Regions from separate parts of the Homo sapiens genome. Here all the other regions are linked to region 3. Evidence: chromatin contacts called from ENCODE Hi-C data. All regions are on one chromosome and are shown on one strand. The core of a region is the stretch at or near the end of the contact, and the rest is flanking DNA. Distances in the headings are between cores, read along the strand shown. Region 1 holds the start of CASC2 (cancer susceptibility 2). Region 2 holds the start of FAM204A (family with sequence similarity 204 member A). Region 3 holds the start of BCCIP (BRCA2 and CDKN1A interacting protein). Region 4 holds the start of INPP5A (inositol polyphosphate-5-phosphatase A). Region 5 holds the start of PPP2R2D (protein phosphatase 2 regulatory subunit Bdelta).

Region 1 (2,861 bases), core at 5-2,504, 7.8 Mb before region 3:
AAAATATTCAATTATTTGACAGATGTTTAACAGAAAGAATAAGGGATCATTAATGATTCCATTTAAAAAATATTTCATCACGAGTGCTACTTTTACTTCAGATTCATGCAAATATGGTGCTTAAAACTGGATCATATTTCAATCCAAAAACCAACGCCCGAAGTATACGGATAATTTCCAAGAACAGAAAAACCATAAATAAGATATAAACTCCCCCAAATTCAAAATAAATTACATAACTTACTCTGTTTTCCTTCTTTGTTTGTCCTCAAAGATGTCATTGAGATTGATTGCCACCTGCCCTAAAAATTTATCCAGACCCACCAGGGACCTGTGCATAACTATAAGGAAAAGAATGTATTTCTCTGGACTTCCCTGAATTAGCAATCCAGGTAGCTCGAAAGAGGCCTCCTCCTTCCAAACTGGCTCAAGGGTTTTCTCAGCTACAGAGGTGGAGTACTTTTCCTTGCCCAGCTGAATTATAGTGTATGTGTCATTGGTACCACTTTTGCCTTTTGGCTTCAGATCTTTGGCTTGGAGCACTGTGACCTGCACGTGGGTTGGAAACCACTTTTGGGCTTGCTCGGACAGCATCATCCTGTCCTGTTTCTCTGCCCCCGAGTTCCCTAGCACAGGCAGTGCCCCTCCCGGAGGGAGAGCCTAATTCCTTAATCACTGCATCCTAAGGACACTTAACGGAAACAGGCAGGCTCAGGGCTCCCCGACTTCCCTATGGCTGATGTCAAAACGCCTCGCGGGGGCAGCCCAGGGGCACGGCCGCTCCGGGGGTCCCCTTTCGTCTGGAGAAACACAGAGGCCCACCATCACCTGGCCGCGCCGTGCAGGCCTCTGCGCGGACCCCCGCCCCTGTCTCCACCTTCCCCAGGCCTGCGGGGCACGTGAGGCCTGGCCACACGGACCCGGGCGGAGGGCTGCGGGGGTGAAGGGAGCCCCCGCCCCAATTCTGCACCCCTGGCCTCCCGCCTGCCTCCTTGCGGCCGAGCAGCCTCCGCTGCCTCCGCGCCTCCCGCCCGCCCGGCGTTCGTCCGCAGGCTCGGCCCGGCTCCTCCTCCCGACCCCGGTAATACGAACCGCCGGCGGCTAACGCGGCCTCGCTCCCTCTCGCAAACCTCTCCCTCCTCCTCCTCCCCCTCGCCTCAGCTCCTCCTCTCGGGCGGGAGCGGGTAGCCAGGGGTGGAGTGGGGGAGGGCGGGGAACGCGGCCGCCCCGGCGCCGGCGGGACGTGGGGCGGGCAGCGGGCTGCAGGGCTGCGGGCGCTTGGTTCGGCCTGGCCCGGCCGGCGGCTCCTAACACCGGGCGGGCGGCTGCGGCGGCACTTCCGGGTTGGCCTTCTCCATGTTGGTCTCGGGAACGTGAAGGGGCGGGGCCTCGAGGTCAGGGGTCAGCACCTCCCTGGTTGCCGTGGCGACTGGAGGCGCGCGACGCGGGCGCAATGGCGGGGACCCGGGGCTTGATGCTGCTTGGGCCTGGCCCAGTGGCGGGTCCTAGGGACGTGGGTACCTGCAGAGGCCGGCAGGTGAGCCCTGGGGAGGGCTGGGGACCGCTCGTGAGAGGAGGTCATCAAAGACCCGGAGACGCCCCTAACTAGGGCGTCTTTGAGGGCAGGGGATCTGTGTTCGCTGTGTCCTGGATGCCCAGTGCCTGGCAGGAGCAGGTCCATAAATGGTGTTGGAACGAATCAGGCCTCTTCACTGACCGAAAGGAAACTTTTCTCCAATCTCCTATCCACCCTTCTCTTTTTGAAAAGTCCGTAAATTGACTGAAAATGACATCCCCCACCCAGACGAAGGGCGATAGGGAAGCAAATAGTTTCCACAGGGAGTAGAGATGTAGGGAGGCACTGGGCTGGCATCAGAAGACCTGGTTCCGGCCGCGCCTCTGCCGCTATCAGTGTGTGTGACCTTGGCCGAGTCATTTCACCTCCATGAGCCTCAGTGTTTTCACGAGTAAAAAAGCCAGTTCTACCTCATGTCTAAGACTCCATCACGACTCTATGGGCTCGACGTCAAAAGGACCCCCGTGGGGACTCACACTGTGGTGGACTGTGCAAATCATGTGGAGACCATGCCCCAAACACGGGTTTCGAGTTTCAGGGGATAATACATGTGCCTTTCCTAGCACAATGCGGCACATAAATCTCCTTTTGCCCCTCTATTTCTCAATTGGAAGAGACGCTTATGTACCACCCCATTGCTGTTAATTCTGTTCGTGTCTTACCTTCCCAAGGAAATTCTAAGTTTTGGGACTGCCTTGTCTATCATGCAGTCCCTTCATAGTGGCTAGCATGCAGCAGACAATTTACTGAATTACTTAATGCCTTTTTTCCCTTTACAAGACTAATTTTGAGAGTAAAACAATATGATACATGTAAATGCACGTTTTTTTAACTTAAATGGCCATAAACATGTAAAGTATCGTGTTTATTATTTTCAAGCAAGGTTTAAAACTTCTCATTCAAGGCAGAATTTTTCATCCCTGGGAGACAGTGTATGAAAAGGCCATGTGTGGAAAACAGAACAAAATCATCGTACTGCGAATATAGCATCTGGATCCCAGAGTGCACAGTTGTCAACTTTAAAGAAAAATATTCTTAGGGATTTTTAAACAGTACGTTGGAACAGTCAATGGTGGAATTTCACCAGGATCTCTAAGGAGAAATAATTTGACACCTGAAACTTACAAAAACCAAATAAACATCATGAAATCAAATTTAATTAAGTTTAGAGTTCTTATACATTTTAAAAGTCTTCATGTCTCTATTAAAGGTTGTAATTAAACAATAGAAAATTATAATAGTGGATGTGTATTTCTGAAGAGCTTAAATTGGTAAGCTTTATTAA
Region 2 (2,700 bases), core at 164-2,663, 7.5 Mb before region 3:
GCTTTAGATTATGAATTTTACAGAGCAGAGTTGTAAGCGGGGACAAGGATTTGCGACTGGGGCTGAGAATGATCTTAGCCTATAATTACAGACTTGTTAAATTTGGTTAAGAATTTTTTTCTGTACTTTTTGAGTACAGAAAGCTATGCAAGATGCTATACTAAGTTGCATACATCAAAGTCAAAGTCACAGTCAGAGGTTTGAGTAATAATGTCATATTTTCTGGACAACCAGACAGCTGCTTATAATCAAAACCCAAAAGATATATTTGAGCAGCTCGATGGGTAAATGTTTTCCATCTCTATTCCAGAATTTAAATTCCATTTTCATCGTATAAGGCTGTCTTATTTCCTATATTTTGTATTTGATTAGAAATAATTCCAGAAGCCTGAACTTCGTCTGATCTAAAATTAATTTCACTTGTATACTAATTATAAGCCACAATTATTTAACAATCTGAAGATTGTAATTTACATCATAATCAGAGTCTGTGACTTAAAAATAGTTACTATTTTCAAGCATGTTAACATCAACATTAACGTAAATATCCTATTTACTTTTATGAAATGAATGTGTTCCTTTTCTCAAAAAAGGTACAGAAAGGACAACTGAATTACAGGCCTGAGAGCGAATCCAGAAAAACTACTTATTTAGCAAGATTTTGCATGTATTCAACTGTTTTAATTAAAGAGAGTGTTCGTTTACTTGAGGCCTGGAAAACATTTTCCCAGACCCAAGATCCTGCATGGAAAGACAATAAACCAAGTTAACAGTTCAAGGCTCATTTTAAGTCGATTCCGCTGTGAGAATACTTACAGGGTCCAAGATTGCAAGAGGATGGGTCTAGAAAGGTACACCGTTCCTGCTTGGCTGCACAACCCGGAATTCTGCAGGCTTTCTGGCGGCAATGCCACACTCCAATCCCAAAAGAGAGAGAAGCCCCTCCCGGGCACAGAACTAAGCGCTGCACATTCCGGCGAAGGATGTCTAGCCTGCTGGCAGTCCCATTAACTGGAGCTGTTTTCCGGAATACAGCAACTGTAAACGTGAGCCTGTTTTCCCTATCGACAGCCTCCTCAATCCCCTCTCACTTTGACCTGGGTGGGACGGAGAACCCCCTCCACATAACAGGCTGGGGAGGCCGCTGCGACGCCCCTTTCGAGGAAGGCTGAGGGCGGCCCCGCCGTCGCTTCCGCGGCCCCGGGCCGGGGGCTTTTCTAGCCTGCTCCGGGAGGCTCGGCCGAGGAGCTATGAGGCCGCCCATGCCGCCTCCCTCGGCTGCCCACAAGAGGCCCTCCCAGACTCATCATGCCGGAGCCCGAACCGGCGGGTAACCAACCCTCCATAAGCCGTACTCACCTGTCAGGAAGTGGTCGCCCAGCAGCCATCTTAGGACCCCGTCAACATCGCGCCTTCTCATTGGCTCCTGCGTCTCAACCAATGGGCTGGGGCCGTTCTGGCCCTAGGGTCGCCTTAGCAACCGGCCTCCTGGGGCTTCCCTTTTTAGTCCGCCCGAAGGAGGTGGTTCCTTTCTTTCTTTTTTTTCTCTCTTTTATCTTGCCGTTTTCTCTTTCTTCTGAACATTTTTAAAGACTTTGTTCTTTCTTCATTCCCTGCTGTAGGCCAATGCGTCTGGGCAAGGAAAGGGCTGACATAGACCTTGAACTGAGAGTTGATGCCACCAGGAGGGAGAATCTTGCAGAGTGCTTTCTTTCTAGGCCCCTCTGCAAACGTCTTCATTCATTCATCCTTTCCCCTCACTCTCTTCCTTTTTTTTAATTTTTTTTCTTTCTTCACCTATTTATTGGGCGCCTACTTTGTACCAGGCATCGTGCTAATCTCTGGTTAGCAGAAAACATGCTGACTCTTGCTCTCTTGGCGCCTACCGTCTGGTGATGGGGTCCAAGGTGCTTCACTGACTGGACCAAAAGTTTACCGAACTTCTTTTTTTCTTATTTGTGGCAGGCACTGTGTTATGCCCAGAAGGGGGTGCTTGGGGAACATAGAAAATAAGGGGAAAAAAAAGAGAGAGAAAAGCACTGCGAAGAGGATAAAATACCCTATGGATAGGGATGGGAATAGGGCTATTTTAGAAATATTTGCATTTTCCGAAATACTGTTTTATAATAAGAATAACATTAAGTGTACCTATTTGCTAATTTTGTGATGATTATATAAGAAAAGCCTGGGCAACAGAACCAGACCCTATTTCAAAAAAAGAAAAGAAAAGAAAATACAGTAGGCTTCCCTCATCTGTGGCTTCTCTTAGCCTGATTTCAGTTACCTGGGGTCAACCAAGGTCCAAACACATTAAGTAAAAAATTCCAGAAATAAGCAATTCAAATGTTTCATTGCAAGCCCATTCTGGATATCCTGATGAAATCTGCAGTGTGAATCATCGCTTTGTCCATGCATGCTGTTAGGCTACCAGGTTCTTAGTCACTTAGTAGCCATCTTGGTTATCAGATTGAAAAACTATATGTGGGGTTCGCCATTATTCCAGGATTCAGGCATCTACCGGGGAGTCTTGGAAGGTATTCCCTGCGGATAAGGGAGGCTACTGTACACATAAAGACTTTAACATGTTACCTAGCCCACGCTAATTTTCAATCTCAGCTGTTTTTTGCTGTTAACATTACCAATAATGTCTTTCTTCAAAGCAAGCTAAATGTGTATAAAATTTTGCATTGCACTCAGTAA
Region 3 (2,700 bases), core at 33-2,532:
TTCTCTCCAAATAGGCTCGGGTCTTTAACCTAGACTACCCCACTGGCCCCGAAGCATTTTTTTTTTTTTTTAGATAGGGTCTACCTCTGTCGCCCAGGCTGGAGTGTGGAGTGCGGTGGCGCGATCTCGGCTCACTGCAACCTCCGTCTCCTGGGGGCATGCGATTCTCCTGCCTTAGCCTCCTGAGTAGCTGGGACTACAGGCGCGCACCACCACACCTGGCTAGTTTTTGTATTTTTAGTAGAGATGGGATTTCGCCATGTTGGGCAGGCTGGTCTCGAACTCCTGACCTCAAGTGATCCACCCATCTCGGCCTCCCAAAGTGCTGGGATTACAGGTGTCCGCCACCACGCCCGGCTAATTTTTGTACTTTTAGCAGAGATGAGGTTTTGCCATGTTGGCCAGGCTGGTCTCGAACTCCTGACCTCTGGTGATCCACCCGCTTTGACCTCCCTAAGTGCTGGGATTACAGGCGCGAGACACCGGGCCCGGCCCCCCGCCGAAGCATTTTTAACTGCGGTGCCGGCTTTAAAAAAACTTTTAGGTCAAGAAATGCGCTCCAGAAGCTCGGCGAGGGTAGGCTGGGCAGGCGCCTTCCGTCACCGGCGCAGCGGTAGCGGCAGCGGACATCCCCGCCTGGGCAGGCCCAGGTCCGCGGAAGCCTCGGGGCCCTGGCCCCACTGTGTCACACACCGCCCGGGGCCGGGCCCCTGCACGCCCGCGGGCTTCGGCGTCCGTACCGGTACAGCGGGCGGCGACACCTACCTCGCGGGACCGTGCCCAGCACCCGGCCTGGCACACAGCGGGCACCCGGTCGGGGGGCGGTGTCGCGCAGTCCCAGCGAAAAGGCTGCAGGAGCAATGACAACAGGGGCGGAAGCCCCCTCCCCACGCAGCCCGAGGGGCCGCGGCGGCCACCCGCGCCGGGCCCCAGGACCCCGCACCTCAGACTGGGGTCGCGTGGGTGGCTGCGCGCAGCTAGGCGCTCGCGCATGCGCACCGCCATCCAGGCCACGGAATGAGGCCAGAGGTTAGATGGGTTGAACCACTACGGGAAGGGGAGGGGAAGCTTTGGGAGGAGTGATGGAGGGTGGAAAGCGGAAGAAAAAAGCAAGATGGGACCGCAAGCTGGACGTGACTGTAAGGGGTCATGGCTGCGGAATCCAGCAGGGGCATTGGGGTTGACGTGCACTCAGCGCCGAGCTTCTTCGTAGTTCCTCACCCCCTTGGCTACTATGGGCTGGTCCGGAAGGTCAGGCAAGGGGAAGCTGCGCAGGCGCAGTGTGAGCGGCAACATGGCGTCCAGGTCTAAGCGGCGTGCCGTGGAAAGTGGGGTTCCGCAGCCGCCGGATCCCCCAGTCCAGCGCGACGAGGAAGAGGAAAAAGAAGTCGAAAATGAGGATGAAGACGATGATGACAGTGACAAGGAAAAGGATGAAGAGGACGAGGTCATTGACGAGGTGAGAAGGACACGCTCCCCTAGTTGGTTTATACCTGAGAAAAACTTTTTGGCAAGCCCAGGCTGTGTAAAAATAGTGTAGGGTCTTCCCTGACCCTGAGGGTCTGTGAGGAGAAACTGGAGATAAGTTCTTTCTCAGGTTTCTCCTCGGTCTTTAACACACTGCAGCCATAGTAGTTATTTTTTAAAGGTCTAGTCCGGTCCAGTTAATCTCCCAACCCGCGTCCTCCCCGAAAAAGCCCGCCACAACAGGTGTGTTCTTCTCGTCCTCTTTAGTTCTCAGGCTGAAGCCTCAGATCCTGAATCGGCCACCCCGGGCTCGCAGAGGGGGCCCTCTCCCCTCGGGGCAGCAGCTGTCCTCCTCTTCACTCTGCGGGCGGCACTCACTTGGGCCCTCAGTTTCTTGAAGGCTCTTGCCGCGTTCTACCGTAGAAGCCTTTTCAAATGCTCTTCTTTATCCTGCAGTTTTCCCTTCCTTCTTCAGATCTCAGCTAGGCTGTATTTTCTGGCTCCTGGGGCAGCTGACCAAGTCGTGGGTAAATCTTTGGTTTCATAGTCTCATAGAACTGTGTTCCTTTCTTCAGACTAGGTCCTACCGTAGTGCCTGGCAATATAGGTACTTATTATTTGTTTAGTAAACAATTAGGACTGAATGATCCTTCAGCCTACTGAATGTTTAAATAGATACCTCAGCCTTAACTTGTCCAAAGCAGAATTTGTATAATAATTCATGCCCCTCTCTTAATCGTCACCATTTCTATAAATGGCCCCTAAAGTCACCAGCTGCTCTAACCCAAAACCTGGGGCTTAACTTTAATTCCTCCCTTTCCTCATCCTATATCCAGCCCATCAGTAAATCCTGTTATCCAGACATTTCTCAGCACTAATTCTGAGACCATCGTAGTCCACACCTCTATCATCTCTTGCCTGGACTACTATTTAATGTAACAGCTTTTAACCGGCGTTCTTTTCTCCATTTTTGTTCCCCTACAATCAGTCTATACTCCACTTACAGTCAGAGAGATCTTATAGGTCTGATCTCAGGCCTCTGCTTAGATTGCTGCATTGGCTTTCTAGTTCATTTACAAGAAAATCAAGAGTCTTCACAATTGAGGGACGGAAAGGCAGCCTAGATGGCTGGATCAGAATAAGGAAGAGAGAGTGATAGGAAATAAAATCAGAGAGGTAATCATGAGTCATGATGAGCATGGAGGGGAGCATGGAGAGAAGCATGGATGCAGG
Region 4 (2,725 bases), core at 13-2,512, 6.7 Mb after region 3:
CGCATGGTGGCCACTGGCCACACAGGGCTGCTGAGCACTGGAAGCGGCCTTGTGAGCTGCTGCCAAGAGGCAGGTGCCCGTGCAAAGCCTTCCTGTGAAGGAATCTCACTGAGGTTGTTAAATTCTGGTTACATGTTGAATGATGTATCTATCTATTGGGTTAAGTAAAACGTATTGTTAACTTTGGCTATTACTTGTTACCTTTAAAAAATGTAGCTACTGGAAGCTTTAAGATGACAAATGTGGTTCTCCTCCTCCATCTACAGGCATGTCCCGGTTCACGGCGGCTGTGTCCCCGCGGCCTCAGACCCAGGGTCCAGCCCATGCTCTGGCCCCTCCGGCGGCCAGGATCAGCATCGCTGCCCCGGGGCCCGCGCCGAGCCGGCTGCTCCTCCGTGCTCTGCGCTCCTGGGCCCGCACCAGCCCCCTCCCCTGGAGCCCCCTTCGTCCCTGCGAGGGTTCCCTGCACGCCCCGCGCTGAGACCCAGCCTGGCCCGGGCCGGAGCCCTCCGCGACGTCAGGATGCGCCTGGCCTCACGCCGCCTCCCCTCCGTCTTCTCTGGGCCGCAGCCGCTCCTCGTGAGTGAGGTCGCGGCCAGGGAGCCGGGTGGACGCGCCGGGAAGCTGCACGGTCCACGCTCCGTCTGCGCGGAGAGCCGGGCGCGCGTGGCCCGGCCCCTGCAGGCGCGACTGCCGCCGCCCCGGTGGGCTCCCCTCCCCCGCACGCCCGGCACGCGGCTGGACGACTGCGGCCGCGCGGGGGCTGGAACATCCCCTCAGAGCCGCAAGAGAGCGCACCCGCCGCCGGCGCCCGGAACCCAGGGCCCCTTTAAGAGGCGCCGCCGGAGCAGGGCCGTGACGTCATAGAAGTGCGAAGGGCGGAGTCTGTGCGCAGCCGCGGCGCGGGGGGCGGGGCGGGGGCGCGGCGTTCTTGCGGGCCTGACTGACAGGAGCGCCCTCCGGGAGCGACCAGTACTAGGCCGCCGGTCGCAAGAGCGCCCCGCGTAGGCCCCGCCCCGAAAGGAGGCCCCGCCCCGGGGCAGGCCCCGCCTCCACAAGGACACCAAGTCCCGCACAAGCCACGCCCCCCGCAGGCCCCGCCCCACTCTGTTCAGATCTAGGCCCAACTCAGGCTCCGCACCTCAAGGCTCCGCCCCCAGCAAGGCTCCGCCCCAGGCCCGGCTCCACCCCGCACAGGCCCCACCCCGAGTCAGGCTCCGCCCCGCCCAGGCCCCGCCCCGGGCTCGGCTCCGCGGGGCGGGACTTGCCCTCAGCCTGAGTCGGCGGCGGCTGCGGGAACTTTCCCAGCGGATCTAATGGCTGCGCGCGGGCCGCTGTGAGGCGCGGCGGCGAGCGACGGGCGCGGGGCCGCGGAGCAGCGAGCGAGCGAGCGAGCGCGAGGCCGGAGCCCCGGCCAGGCCCGGCCGACCCGCCGAGCCCGCGATGCGCCCCGGGGCCGCCCCCCGGCGCAGCTGACGCCCCGCGGCCCCGCGAAGACCCCGGCCGGCCGGTCCCGGAGGAAGCGGCCGCCGCCGCCGCCGCCCAGCCCAGCGCCCGCGCCGCCCGGGCACCATGGCGGGGAAGGCGGCCGCCCCGGGCACCGCGGTGCTGCTGGTCACGGCCAACGTGGGCTCGCTCTTCGACGACGTAAGTCCCCCGTGCCGGCGGCAGGCCCCAAGCCCGGAACCCCCGACCCTGACCCCGGGGTCCCGAACTGCAAGCCTTGGACCCTGGACCGTGAACCTCCAGACCCAGAGGCCCCAGACTCTGATCCCTGTACCCGGGACCCCAGACTCCTGTCCTGATTCCCAAGTCTGGGAGCCCAGACCCCTGTCTTGATCCCCAAGCCCGAGACCTGAAGACCTGGGCCCTGAATCCCCGAACCCCATCCTCCAGACTCCAGCAGCTGACCGTTGACCCTGGGACCCTGCCTCTGAACTCCTGTCTGCAAATCCTGACCTCGAAACTCCAATATTAAAACCCTGTCAGAACCCCTGTTAACAGTTCCTGGAACCCAAACCCCAGAAACCGGGTCTGTGCGCACCAAACCCAGCCCCAGCCCTGATTTCCGAATCCTCAGAACCCTGGCCCTGGAATGCCCATCCCCAACCCTGGCCCTGAACCCCAGGTCCATGGTCACTGGAACCACAAATCCTGACTGCAGAACTCTGGTTACAGAACCTGCTCTCAAACGTCTGTCTCTGGTCCCTGAGCCCTGGACCCCAAACCCTGAAACATAACCACAAACCCTAACCCAGGAACTTCTGACACAGGGCTGTGGCCCCAACCTCCTGTCCCTGTTCCCCAATCACTGAATTCTAGCCCTAGAATCCCAGCCTTCATACTGTGGCCCTTTGCCTCTAAAGCCAATCTAGCCTGACTCTGAACCCTGAATTTCAACCTCAGGCCCCAGCTTATGGCCCTGAACACTTGTCCTTGACCCCTGAACCTGGAACCCTGGTTCCAGAATCAGGCCCCAAACCCAATTCTGGACCCTGCCCCTAACTCTGGTTCCTAGATCCCATCCTTGGCCCCTTCCTCCAACAAGCTCCTGCCCCTGAATCCTGAATCCTGAATCCTGGTCTTAAAGCCTGGGCCTTGAGCCTGCAGAATTCCCAAACCCTAACCCTTGACTCCCACCCCTGGCCCCTGTCCTCTGAGCCTAGGCCCTCCACTCTGGCTGTCAGCCCCAGCTCCTGGATGCCTGGGTGCCGGCCTCACTGTC
Region 5 (2,760 bases), core at 91-2,590, 6.1 Mb after region 3:
CTCCCCATACACATTTCCTTCTTCCCTGATTTTTCTCTCCAGCTCCGACTTATTATGTATTTATTTCCTTATTGTCTGTCTCCCCCACTGAAAGGTAAGCTCTACCAGGGCTGAGATTTCTCTGCTCTGTTAACCTCTCACCCCCAGGGCTGTGGAGTGTGCCGCACGTGGCAGGAGCTGTCAATAAATAATATTAATGGAGTGGACGAATGTTCCTGATTTGCAGCGACTGTCTTTTAGTGGTGCAATACCATCAGTGCCCACCGCAGCTACCCTGAAAGAAGTTCTGATTCCGGACATCAATCCCATAGGGACAGTCCCCCTGATGATAGCTCGACTTCAGATTTTTCAACTTTACGACGGGTAGATTGGGTATTAGATGCATTTTTGACTTAGGAAGGGCTTATTTGCGGGGAGGGTAGCCCCACTGTAAGTCGAGGAGCACCCATGATCGCTCAGTATGCCAGAGAAAACCACCCGCAAATGAAACGATCGGCCCTGTTTCCCTAAGACTGCACTGGGAGCTCCAAGAACCCCTAAGGTAGCCATCTGGTGAGCAACGGTGCGCTCCGAAAGGGAGGTGGACAGGATTGGGAGACCGAGGCCGGCAGATGGCTCGAGCCCAGGAGTTCGAGACCAGCCTGAGCAACATAGACCCCCGTCTCTACAAAAAATTTAAAAATCAGCGAGCCTGGCGGCGCGTGCCTGTGCTCGCAGCTACTTCCGAGGCTGAAGCAGTAGGATGGATTGAGCCCAGGAGGTCGAGGCTTTTAGGGAGTCGAGATCGCGCCCCCGCACTCCAGCCCGGGGAACAGAGCGAGACTCCGCGTCGGGGGCAGTGGGCGGGAGGCAGCGCTCAGGTACGGCGCGCTCAGGTGAGGCCGGCCCACATGCCCGCCCACCGCCGCCAAGCGCGTCCTCCATTGGCGGTTCCACGGAGAACCCACGTTTCCATTGGCCGATGCGGGATGGGGGCGTGTCCGGCCAAGCGGCGCCCTGAAGGCGTGTCCGGCCGCAGCTTAGGCTCTCCGGGAGTCCCCGGAGAGTAGGGGCGGCCGGCGGCGCTAGTCTTCTGGGGAGCGCCGGGTGCACACCGGACCACTGCGGGAGGCCTAGGGCCGAGGGCCGAGGAGCTGGCCTGCGCCCGGCGACCCCGGCTTCCCTCCGCAGTCGCCCAGGCGTCCCTTCCCCCCTACAGCCGAGCGGCGCCGGGCGCAGGCGCATTGGGCGCCCCCGGCAGCCCCCGCGGCCCGCCCCGTCCGCTGCCCGTCCGAGGAGGCGGAGGGCGATGACGTCATCGAGCGGGGCGACGGGCATTGGGCGCCATTTTGAAAAGGGAAAAAAATCCCTCCCCGGCGGCGGCGGCGGCGGCGGCGGCGCCGGCGGTGGTGGCGGCCCCGGGGCTGAGCGCTCGGCTGCAGCGGCGCGGAGGCCGTCTCCCTGGTCTGCCGCGGTCCCCGCCCGTCCCGCCGCCGGCTGCCATGGCAGGTGAGGGGTCTGCGCGGGCCGGCGGGGACCACGGGGGCGGGCGGGGGCCGCGGCCGGCCTGACCGCCCCGTTGTGTTTGCAGGAGCCGGAGGCGGCGGCTGCCCCGCGGGCGGCAACGACTTCCAGTGGTGCTTCTCGCAGGTCAAGGGGGCCATCGACGAGGACGTGGCCGAAGGTGAGCCCCGCGCCGCGCCCCGCCCCGGGACCCTCGCGGACAGCTCCCAGCCCGGCCGCGCGCGGCCTCCGGGCCCCAAGCGTCCGTGGAAGGCAGGCAGGAGGATGGGGGCCGGGCGGGGCAGGGGCCAGGGGCCGAGCTGGGGGCCGTGATCGGGGGGCGGCCGTCCTCTGTCCGCTGTCCCGGCCCGCGGGGCACGGGCGGAGGCGTCGGGCCCGCGGCGGGACTTATGTAAGTCACCAAGGTCACGGGCGGCCGGGTCCTCCGAACCCAGCGCCTGGGGCTGCCTCCTGCCCGGGGCGGAACCGAAGCCCGGGGCTGCCTCCTGCCTGGGGCGGAACTGAGGAGACCGCGGCGGAGCCGGGGACGGGAACGGAGTCCATATCGTGCGCTCGGGCAGCGCGGCACAATGGCCCAGAGGCTGGGAACGCGCCTAGGGCTGGGTCGGGGCCTCGGCCCCCACCAGGCTCTGCGTTTCATCGGCGGTGCGCTCTTGAGCGAGCTGGTTGCCTCGGCTCCCTGATTCTTAAGGTCTGCTTTCTGCGGTTCTAAAATCCTTGAATTTTACTGTGAGGTACTGCTACTTTCTCTACTGATATATTTTAAGGTCTCTATTCCAGATTTTAGTCTTGAACTTCATGGTATTACTTGAAGTTCACTGGTCTTTTCCTTAAATCATACTCTCAAATTGGCCCAGGCACAAAGTTTTAGGGTGGTGGGAGGGAACTGGGAAGTGCCTCCCACCCCAGCTTCCCATGAAGCTTACCTGTCACCTTAAAGTTAAAAAGCTATGTAGCTTTCCTTTTTCACCGTTGAATGGAGAACTTGGTCGAGTCTTAGAAGTTTGATTAATATTTCAGATTCAGAGTCATAGTGACTTTTTTGTTGTTGTTCATACATCTTACTGAACATTGTAAACCTTTAACCTTTTCTTAAAAATGATTGGTGTTTGCACCAAATACACCTTCCCTGCCTCAAGTTACTAAAAGCCCCTTGTCAGACGTCCTGTTCACTTCCCTCCATCTCGGCCCCCCCAACCCCGTGAACTTTTACTCCCTCTTCCCTACCCTGTACCTCTCCCTGGCAGTGTCTGGTTT

What was found. A loop is a pair of places that touch in the nucleus more often than their neighbours do. Pooled maps may share reads with other maps.
Region 1: a pooled map shows a loop between it and region 3 (20-fold over the local background). The contact joins the promoter of CASC2 here to the promoter of BCCIP in region 3. A Hi-C loop is called at or near these places in 5 of 50 pooled maps.
Region 2: a map of B cell shows a loop between it and region 3 (15-fold over the local background). The contact joins the promoter of FAM204A here to the promoter of BCCIP in region 3. A Hi-C loop is called at or near these places in 2 of 168 maps with a recorded cell type or tissue (B cell and CD4-positive, alpha-beta T cell) and 6 of 50 pooled maps.
Region 4: a loop to region 3 is called in a map of naive thymus-derived CD4-positive, alpha-beta T cell, with 26 times the contacts of the local background. The contact joins the promoter of INPP5A here to the promoter of BCCIP in region 3. A Hi-C loop is called at or near these places in 1 of 168 maps with a recorded cell type or tissue (naive thymus-derived CD4-positive, alpha-beta T cell), 1 of 37 single-sample maps with no recorded cell type and 6 of 50 pooled maps.
Region 5: a loop to region 3 is called in a map of naive thymus-derived CD4-positive, alpha-beta T cell, with 18 times the contacts of the local background. The contact joins the promoter of PPP2R2D here to the promoter of BCCIP in region 3. A Hi-C loop is called at or near these places in 1 of 168 maps with a recorded cell type or tissue (naive thymus-derived CD4-positive, alpha-beta T cell), 1 of 37 single-sample maps with no recorded cell type and 10 of 50 pooled maps.

What each region holds. Positions count from the first base shown.
Region 1 is chr10:118,045,567-118,048,427 of GRCh38, forward strand. It overlaps CASC2 (cancer susceptibility 2), which reads left to right and starts at 1,255. Exons shown (of 4, transcript NR_026940.1): 1 at 1,255-1,537. RAB11FIP2 (RAB11 family interacting protein 2) reads right to left here and starts at 1,375. Exons shown (of 5, transcript NM_014904.3): 1 at 245-1,375. The coding sequence starts at 597. RefSeq lists a silencer at 813-1,302.
Region 2 is chr10:118,340,911-118,343,610 of GRCh38, forward strand. FAM204A (family with sequence similarity 204 member A) reads right to left here and starts at 1,414. Exons shown (of 9, transcript NM_022063.3): 1 at 1,360-1,414; 2 at 817-1,017. RefSeq lists enhancers at 1,219-1,718, 1,355-1,574.
Region 3 is chr10:125,822,264-125,824,963 of GRCh38, forward strand. It overlaps BCCIP (BRCA2 and CDKN1A interacting protein), which reads left to right and starts at 1,283. Exons shown (of 7, transcript NM_078468.3): 1 at 1,283-1,459. The coding sequence starts at 1,295. UROS (uroporphyrinogen III synthase) reads right to left here and starts at 995. Exons shown (of 10, transcript NM_000375.3): 1 at 766-995. RefSeq lists silencers at 642-1,071, 1,828-2,047 and enhancers at 923-1,608, 1,152-1,351.
Region 4 is chr10:132,536,525-132,539,249 of GRCh38, forward strand. INPP5A (inositol polyphosphate-5-phosphatase A) reads left to right here and starts at 1,263. Exons shown (of 16, transcript NM_005539.5): 1 at 1,263-1,647. The coding sequence starts at 1,573. It overlaps LOC107984282 (a long non-coding RNA gene), which reads right to left and starts at 399. Exons shown (of 4, transcript NR_158224.1): 1 at 202-399. RefSeq lists a silencer at 284-1,383 and an enhancer at 2,164-2,213.
Region 5 is chr10:131,899,668-131,902,427 of GRCh38, forward strand. It overlaps PPP2R2D (protein phosphatase 2 regulatory subunit Bdelta), which reads left to right and starts at 1,341. Exons shown (of 9, transcript NM_018461.5): 1 at 1,341-1,488; 2 at 1,571-1,663. The coding sequence starts at 1,482. RefSeq lists an enhancer at 601-700 and silencers at 941-1,450, 1,521-1,920, 2,101-2,150.